Linked DNA regions of Homo sapiens: regions 1 and 2 are each linked to region 3. A link is a contact called in ENCODE Hi-C or POLR2A ChIA-PET data. All regions are on one chromosome and are shown on one strand. Each heading gives the region's core, a stretch centred on a gene start or an enhancer-like site at or near the end of the contact. The rest is flanking DNA. Distances are from core to core; before and after follow the strand shown. Region 1 overlaps FBH1 (F-box DNA helicase 1). Region 2 overlaps RBM17 (RNA binding motif protein 17). Region 3 holds the start of IL15RA (interleukin 15 receptor subunit alpha).

Evidence for each region. Hi-C counts contacts between places; a loop is a spot of excess contacts on that map. ChIA-PET counts read pairs that join two places held with the same protein, here RNA polymerase II (POLR2A). Pooled maps may share reads with other maps.
Region 1: a map of heart right ventricle shows a loop between it and region 3 (2.3-fold over the local background). The contact joins the enhancer-like site here to the promoter of IL15RA in region 3. A Hi-C loop is called at or near these places in 12 of 168 maps with a recorded cell type or tissue (B cell, CD4-positive, alpha-beta T cell, GM12878 and 9 more), 30 of 37 single-sample maps with no recorded cell type and 23 of 50 pooled maps. POLR2A ChIA-PET finds 5 or more read pairs at or near these places in 20 of 52 experiments (CD4-positive, alpha-beta T cell, CD4-positive, alpha-beta memory T cell, CD8-positive, alpha-beta memory T cell and 16 more).
Region 2: a loop to region 3 is called in a pooled map, with 2.2 times the contacts of the local background. The contact joins the enhancer-like site here to the promoter of IL15RA in region 3. A Hi-C loop is called at or near these places in 1 of 50 pooled maps. POLR2A ChIA-PET finds 5 or more read pairs at or near these places in 5 of 52 experiments (H1, WTC11, activated naive CD4-positive, alpha-beta T cell and 1 more).

The regions. Positions count from the first base shown.
Region 1 is chr10:5,909,265-5,912,252 of GRCh38, forward strand. FBH1 (F-box DNA helicase 1) reads left to right here. Exons shown (of 21, transcript NM_178150.3): 5 at 1-30; 6 at 1,674-1,864. Among named protein-coding and RNA genes, the nearest start is that of FBH1, 21 kb to the left of the region's middle. Within about 2 kb of position 1,262, at least 2 of the 41 ENCODE cell types and tissues checked have a DNase peak (open chromatin) inside an H3K27ac peak, as active enhancers do; they include heart right ventricle, where a contact is called at or near this core.
Region 2 is chr10:6,099,911-6,102,662 of GRCh38, forward strand. It overlaps RBM17 (RNA binding motif protein 17), which reads left to right. Exons shown (of 12, transcript NM_032905.5): 3 at 1,361-1,477. Among named protein-coding and RNA genes, the nearest start is that of RBM17, 12 kb to the left of the region's middle. Within about 2 kb of position 1,486, at least 2 of the 41 ENCODE cell types and tissues checked have a DNase peak (open chromatin) inside an H3K27ac peak, as active enhancers do.
Region 3 is chr10:5,976,110-5,978,809 of GRCh38, forward strand. It overlaps IL15RA (interleukin 15 receptor subunit alpha), which reads right to left and starts at 1,434. Exons shown (of 7, transcript NM_002189.4): 1 at 1,296-1,434. The coding sequence starts at 1,383. RefSeq lists an enhancer at 88-167 and silencers at 1,058-1,437, 1,528-2,197.

The sequences.
Region 1 (2,988 bases), core at 12-2,511, 67 kb before region 3:
CACCTCCCCGACCTCTACGCTGCTGCCGGGGTAGGTCTGGAGGCTGCGGGAGAAGGCGGCATGTTATTTCACTGGAGGAAAGTGTACTGGTGATTCAGTTCAATTGAGGATGACTTTATATTTATTTTTAATGTCTGTATTTAATCTCTGAATGCTTTGAAGCATTCATGTTGTCATTGTCCCCAGTGGAGAAATAAAAGGCCATATAATTGTAGAGTCTTAGATGTAGATGAAATTTTAACAAATCATTTAGTCTGATTTCCCATTTGGTTGAGGAATCTTCTCTGAAATATTTCTGAAAAGTGGTCATCTAGCCTCTGAACACTTTTAATAATAGGATTTCTTTACAAGACAGCCCACCCCATTATCAACAAGTTTGCTTATTTGAAAGGGACAGAAAAATTAGGGGTCTTGCTATAGTCACACAATGAGGTAATGAGAAGCTGGAAATAACCCTCAGTCTCCTTGAATCTCAGCCCTGTTGCTCCTTTTCCAGTTCAGGGATTCCCAGATTTTATCTTCGAAGCTACGTGCAACCTCTGCGTGTGTTTTACTGGCCACAGAGGGCTGGGAACCCAGGCAACTGCATTTCTGTTTCTCTTGAAGAAGATGATTGCTGATGGTGGTGGAGTGGGTCTTCTTTCACAGGATGGTTGAAGTGAGAGGGGATGGGATGTTCCTTTCTTGGAATGCATTCTTTAACACAGAGACGTGTAGTAACTTAAGAATGGTAAAGGCTGGGCGTGGTGGCTCACGCCTGTTATCCCAGCACTTTGTGAGGCCAAGGCGGGTGGATCACCTGAGGTCAGGAGTTCGAGACCAGCCTGGCCAACATGGTGAAACCCTGTCTCTACCAAAAATACAAAAATTAGCCGAGCATGGTGGCATGTGCCTGTAGTACTGGCTACTCTGGAGGCTGAGACAAGCAAATTGCTTGAACCTGGCAAGCAGAGGTTGCGGTGAGCTGAGATCGCGCCACTGCACTCCAGCCTGTGTGACAGAGTCAGACTTTGTCTCAAAAAAAAAAAAAGATGAAGATCTGTGTCCACTATTGACTGTTTCTGTGTAAGCGAACATTTACAGAGACATTGCTAAGAGGAGCATGCTGTCTTCACAAAATAAACTTTCCATAATTTCATATTTATTTAACTTACAATGAACAGTTATTACTAATAATAAATAGCAAGTTAACACCGTCATGCTGGAGAACTGCCAGATTTTATTTTCCCCACAGCCTGCGTGCGGCCCTCTCCTGTGTCTGCGTCTCTCATGCCTCTTGGGTGGGCGCCCCTTGCTGGCTGTTTTGCTCTGGCCCTGCCAAGCACATATGGACCTGAGAGCCCCCATGGCCTGGAGAGTAGGGTGGGGAGATGACAGGGAGCTCATATTTTTAGACTGTCTCTCTGTCCAAGGTTCTATGTTAGATACTTCATCCGTGTTATTTAATTAAAGAAAACTAAGATCTCAAATCCAAAAGTGATGAGAAGGAGTCCAGGGCGAACAGAAGGGCTCCCCTGTTTCCCAAATACAACTTGGAAAGTTTGGATTCAGTCCAGACAGTCTGTAGCCAGCAGCTGGACCCGTGGCTCGGCTTTCCTGACTCCTTCCTGCTGTGATTCGTATTAACCATGGCCTGTGGGCTGTCCCTCCCTCCCTGTGCACCTGGCTTGCAGGGTGTCAACATCTGGGCCCTGGTGGCGGCTGTGGTGCTCCTCTCCAGCAGTGTGAATGACATCCAGCGACTGCTCTTCTGCCTCCGGAGACCCAGCTCCACGGTGACCATGCCAGATGTCACCGAGACCCTGTACTGCATAGCCGTGCTTCTCTACGCCATGAGGGAGAAGGGGATTAACATCAGCAATAGGTAATGCCCCGGGAGGAGGGGAGGGGATGCTGTGATAATGGGAGAGTCCCAGACACAGCAGCAGGTCCAGCCCTGCCACTTAGCAGTGTTAGCACCTGGCAGGCTGTGGGACCCACCTGCTCCACCTCAGTGTCATCTTCTGCAGGAGCCAGGGGCTGAGAGTTTGATGTGGAAAGGCTGGTAAGAGCGCCTTATGAACGTGCAGTTCTGAGCGGCTGCGAGATACCACTAAGGCTGATTTTACCATCATGGGTCCTGCAGCCTTAGGGGAAGCCCCTCGCCAAGAGAAGCCTTTCTTATTCACCCGTGGCCTCGCTTCCCTAGGAAAATGTTAGGCTCTACTTCCTCCATATCCCACTTGTGGGATGGAAAAGACTCATCCACCTTATCCTCCATGCGGGAGAGGCTATGGCGTGTCGGCTGCTGATTCACAGGGGCCCCGATGGTTTCCTCAGCAGGGTGGGGAGTGCCTGGGGGGTTGTGCATTTGACAAACACTGAACACCTGTGTGTGTCCGACAGTTGTCCACGAGCCGGTCCACTGTGACCGGCTTAGAGGAGTTAGAGGAGATTCCTGATCTAGTGAGGGAAGACAGGTCCTATGTAAGTAAATGTGTGAAATGGCATTTTAGTGAGTAATGAGCATTGCAGAGAAAATAGAACAGAGAGCTGTGGGGTGAATGCTGCTTTAGAGGGGTGGAAAAAGCTTCTCTGAGCAGGTAGTGTCTGAGTGAAACCTGAGTGTGGAGGAGGAACCGCCGTTTCACAACTGTGGGGAGAGCAGTTCAGAGAAGGTATAGATGCCTTAAGGGCCTGAAGATGGGAATGAATTTGGGACATGTGAGGAAGAGAAAAAGTGCAGTGTGGCAAGGGTGGGAGGGAACACAAGATTGTGAAGGATGGACAGGGACAGTTGAGGGATCTTACAGGCCCCGATTAGAAGGTAGAATAAGGCCAGGCTTGGTGGCTCACACCTGTAATCCAGCACTTTGGGAGGCGAGGCGGGCAGTTCGCTTGAGGCCAGGAGCTGGAGACCAGCCTGGCCAACAAGGGGAAACCCCATCTCTATTAAAAATACAAAAATTAGCCAGAAATTTCTGGTGGTGCGTGTCTCTAATCCCAGCT
Region 2 (2,752 bases), core at 236-2,735, 120 kb after region 3:
AGCCCGGTGTGGTGGCGTGCATCTGTAATCCCAGCTACTCTGGAGGCTGAGACAGGAGAGTTGCTTCAACCTGGGAGGCGGAGGTTGCAGTGAGCCGAGATCGAACTCCAGCCTGGTGACAGAGCAAGACTCCATCTCAAAAAAAAAGAAAGAAAGAAAATATGTGATTCTAATAAATCCCCCTTCCGTTCTGTAAACTTTCGTATTTACTTTGTGAGTTGTTAATTGGATTAAATTTTGTTTGCTTAAATTTATAAGTATTGTTATATTCAAGAGAGATGAAGGCTTATTTTGTGCCTTTTATAGTGGTAATGAAAATTTGTAACACTTTAAATTGCAAAAGAGAAAAATTAAACCTTTCTAATCAAAAGATCTAATGGTTACCACCATACCCATATGATCAACCTTAGCATTGCTGTTAGACGGCCTGACGCAGTGTGCCTGCTGTGTGTTGCAGGAAGGGGCACACTGCCTCACCTGGGAAGTGTTCCTGCCTAAAAGCTTTACCCTGAATTCGATCAGGCCTTTAACCTCCAGGTTTCAGGAATTACAAGGCATAGAGGAACAAGCTCAACTAAATAACCAGGTAGTTATTAGACAGATCTAGAACAAACAGCATTTTACAAGATAGTGTCAGAGGAAAAAAAGGAAGAGGAGATGAAGATGATGGTGATGATGATGATGGGGAAGAGGGACTGTTCTTAATCAAGACACTTAAAAACCAAAAGCATTTCAGGAACTTTGGTAGGATCCTGGTTCAAAAAAAAAATCAGCTGTTTAAAGGACATTTTTGGGATATCTTGGAGAATCTGAATGTGAACTGGATGGGAAATGACATGGGAATTAGTGATTTTATTAGGGGTAGTAATCTGACAGGAGAATGTCCACGGTTTCAGGAGATTGGGGTGAAGTGTCATGATGTCTCCAACTTTCTTTCAAATGGTCTAGCAAAAAATACAGGTGTAAGGGCAAGAAGTATGGTAGAACATTAACAATAATTGAATGTATAGAAATGATTTTCTTTTAAAAACTTTTTTTTGTAGATTCATAATAAAGGAGATAGGAAGGATTCTATATCCTAGTAGGAGGGAACAAAACTCTTATCCCCAAGTATCTTTTGAAAGTGACTAAGTTTACTGTAAACCTTTCACAGAAATGGAGAAAATCTCATGTTTTTGAAAAAGCTGAAAGAAAATAATATATGATTATAGTAATAAATTAAAAGGCTGTTGTTTTGAGATTATGGTTTTCTCATATCTCAAAGGTTTGTTGCAGGGACCAGAAAGAAAATCTTTGTTGCAAACAGTGTGAATTTTAATTTGAAACTTCAGTATGTTTTCCTTGTTTTTGATGATTTTAGAGCCAAAGGACGAAACAAAGTACAGTCCTCGCCCCAGTCATTGACCTGAAGCGAGGTGGCTCCTCAGATGACCGGCAAATTGTGGACACTCCACCGCATGTAGCAGCTGGGCTGAAGGTAAGCCCGCGCCTGCCTGTGAGCTTGATACGTGTCTCTGTTCCCATGTGGCTTATTTTGCATATGAGTTACTCTTAACAGATGGCCTCCTTGGTGGGCCTTTGAAACCAAGTTAGTATCATTTTCCACCTAATTTTTACTTCTGTTTTGCCAATTTTAAAATGTATCTATTTGAAATTAAATAGTTTGTTGTAGAAAAATCAGAAACTAGAGATACGCAGAAAGAAAAACAAATTACCTTCAGTCATACAATCCGGAAGTGAAAAACGTAATATTTTTCCATCCTGTGCCTACTCCACCTTCTGCTAACTTGCTTTTCTTACTTAATACGTTGTGACTCTGTCAAAAAATACAGGACTGTATGATCACGTTTATGGCTTCACTATATTCCCTTGTATATAGATGGACTATAATTTAATTCCTTTAATGCTGGATATATGGGTTGTTTCTATTTTTTGCTATCATAAACAGTGTTAGTACTTACTGATTTATTGTGGATTAAAACAGAGAAAGGGGTTTTAAAACCCACTTCTACCACCCTAACCTGTATGATTCCAGTGATTTTACATATGCTTAAAAACAAACATGTGGTCAACTCTATAAATTGGGTTATTGAGGATGAAGAAGATCTGGAAAAGGATAACTCAAAATCATAGTTAAAACTAGACAAAATGAGGTAAAATGAGTGAATAAACTAGTTAAAATTATACCCACAATTTAAGTATACATTTATCTTTCCACAGATGGCGTTCAAATAATGACTGTGGTCATTTAAACAGCATCATGAATTGCACAAAACCGCTTGATGAAAAATGACCAAAAGATTAATAATAGTGCTATCGAGACAGTTTCTTAGCAAGGCGCGCCTGTCCTCCCCACCACCTGTGGGAAGGGCTGCATCAGGCTGGGGCAAAGGGCACACTCCTGCCCATCTGTTTCACGTCACTGTTCTGGGTTGGGCTCCGTCTCCTGCCTGTCCTGCTTATGTTCTGGGCCAGTCTGTGGCTGCAGCTTACCCTTGAGTTGTCCTTTTCTGAGGGGAGCGGGTGCTGTTCCTGAGGGCTGGTAGTTCTTCTGGAGGGGAAGCACCACATGGTGGAGGTGTTTTTTTGCTGATTCCTAGTCATTGAGCATTTTCCCCCATAAATTTGATACCTAGTTTATTCCTGCTACATCTAATTTAAAAACTGGTTCATAGTTTCTTCTGTAATCGTGTATTGGTTCTAGTACCTATAATATTAGTCTCCTATTTAATGAGTAAGCCTTTTTCCTCCT
Region 3 (2,700 bases), core at 184-2,683:
GTAATCCAGCTGCCCCAGTTGCCAGCTATGGGGTCCTGTGACACTGCTAGCCAACTGGGAGGAACCAACCGGTCACCAACTAACTCTGCTTCTCAGATGTGGGGGGAAATCCAAGCATCAGAGTCTCATGAAAACGAAACTTCAAGAAGCCTCGCAGAGCTGGGGTGGGGGTGGCAGAGGGTGGGGGGGCGTTCAGGCCACACCAGGCAGCAGCAACTGTGCGTGGAATGGCTTTGGCCAGGGCCTGGGCAGACTGGCCCGACTGGATGTAAATTATTCAGGGTCTCGCTTAAAAACACACACAGATCATGGCGTTACTAATTCCTATAGAGAGTCCATGGATGGCCTTCAGTGGGGCTTTGACCCCAAAATCATATGCACATTTTGTAACTATGTTCATTCATGCATTTTTCTGGGGGCCGGGGGTTCATAGCTTTCATCAGACCCTCCAAGAGCTCCCTGACTATAAAAAGATAAAGAAGCGCTGACAAGGATAGAGCTAGACCCTGCTACTGTTTTCCTCCTTCCTCTGGCTGCCGGGACAAAACCCCTAGGAATCGCTCATTCCGTCCTCCCTGCCGAGATCAGAGCTCCGCGACCCGCTTTCTTCTCGAATACACCAAGCGATCACAGATCTCTTCCCCCTTTTTCTGCGAGTGTAGACTCCAGGCTGGCCCCCACTCCCCACCCCCATCCGGTCCCGACCGCCTCTGCTGGTTTCCTGATCGCTTAAGAATTGGAAGTTGTTTCCAGGTCCCCAGGTGTGCAACTTGCCCGACGCGTTTCCCCCTGGGACACAGCTCCTCCCCACCCTCCCAGCTCCCACTGACATAATTTACTTTTGCCTGGGAGTCGGGAGGAGTAGTTTCTCCCGGACCCCTCCGAGGACCGCGTGCTATGCAACACCCGCCCTGCAGTCCAGGCGCCTGGGAGAAGCGCACTCGCCCGTGTCTCCAAACTGCTGGACGCCGCCGGCTCCGCGCTCCCGTGGCCAAAACGGGCTTCTCAGAACTGCTCCTGACCTCGGCCTCGGAGACCCCAGCCAGGCCGCCCGCTCCCTTACGTGGGTGACCCGGGCGCAGCGGCGGCGCTCTCCCTGCGACCCCGGCTCCCGGCACGTGTCCCTCCTGCCCGGCGCCGCGTCCCCTCCCCGGCCTGGGCCTGCGCGCACCGCGCTCCCGAGGGCACCGACGCCCCCGCACGGCCCGGGGAGATGGGGCGCCCGGTTCCCTCCAGCTCCACGTCCCGGCCCCCTTCCAAGTCCCGCCCGGGCGCCCCTGCTCCCAGCTCCCTACCCCGCGTCGCCGGCGGCCGGAGCAGCAGCAGCAGTAGCAGCGCCGGGAGACCGAGGGTCCGGCAGCCGCGCGCCCGCCGCGGGGCCATGGCGGCAGCTCCACAGGACACCGCTGGACTCCCCGGGCGAGCGCTGCCCAGGCCGGGGGGAGGTGGCGAGCGCTGCTCTGGGACCTGCCGCCCCGCCAGTCGCATTCGCTTTCGCTTTTGCTTTGGCCCCCGAGGGCTCGGAGAGGTGCAAAGCGGTGACAGATCCGTGACTCAGCGTCCCCACCCCTGCTGGGGAAGGAGCCCCGCCGGCCGCCGCGGCACCGCACAGCCACCCCTGTCCCCGGGACGCATGGGCCGTGCCCGGTGGGGACCCAGGACCTTACCCACGCAAGCCCGGGAGCCTCCCGGTCCTCCGCGCTCGTCGTGCTCTGGGACCTCCAGTGTGCACTCGGTCCGGTGTCCCCACTGCGAAGAGAGTGGGCAAAGTCATCGGAGAGCAGACTCTCTCCAGCCCTCTCTGCGGCTCGGATCCACTTGACCTCGCCCGGCGCTGGTCGCCTCCAGCTGCTCCGCCTTCGGCTTTCCTGGTCTCCCTCCGCGGCCCTGCGCTCGGTTGTGAGCGGCCGGCCTGGGTGAGTGCCCGCGGAGGTGTCGCCGCGGTGCGGAGGCGCGGGCACCTGCCTGGTGCGCTCTGGCCCGGGCGGAGCGCAGCCCCCGCCACCTGCTGGCTCCCGCGGCCCCCGGCGCCCGCTGGGGCCCCAGCTCCGCCACTTCGCCGAATTCCTGCTGCAGCTTTGCTCCCCTAGAAAATGCCTCATCTTAGAAGGAGAGGGGGCGGAGGGGGGAGAAGGGGGAGAGGAGCCACAGTGCTTCACCTCTGAGCCTCGCTTCCTTAGGTTCTTCCAGGCTGCCATCCTCCTCTTTGGCTGGTGGGTTTTTTTCTTTCTTGGGGTCTCAAGTGAAGCCTGAGAACCGGGTCTGTAAGCTCCCAAGTGCAGATTCTCAGGTCTAGCGGTGACATTGGACAGGACGAGACATCTCCAAGCCTCGGTCATTGCCTCTTAAAATCTCACAACGTGTTTATGAGGCTTTTGTGACATACTTGCAAATTCTCTTTGAAAACGAAATAATCTGTACAATAATCCCCCAAGACACAGGTTTACCTTTATAACAAACCTGCACTTATAACCCTGAACTTAAAAGTTAAATAAAAGAATTTAGGGCCGAGCGCGGTGGCCACTCCTGAAATCCAAGCACTTTCGGAGGCCAAGGCAGGTGGATCGCCTGAAGTCAGGAATTCGAGACTAGCCTGGCCAACATGGTGAAACCCCATCTCTACTAAAAATACCAAAATTAGCTGGGCATGGTGGCGGGCGCCTGTAATCCCAGCTATTCAGGAGGCTGAGGCAGGAGAAT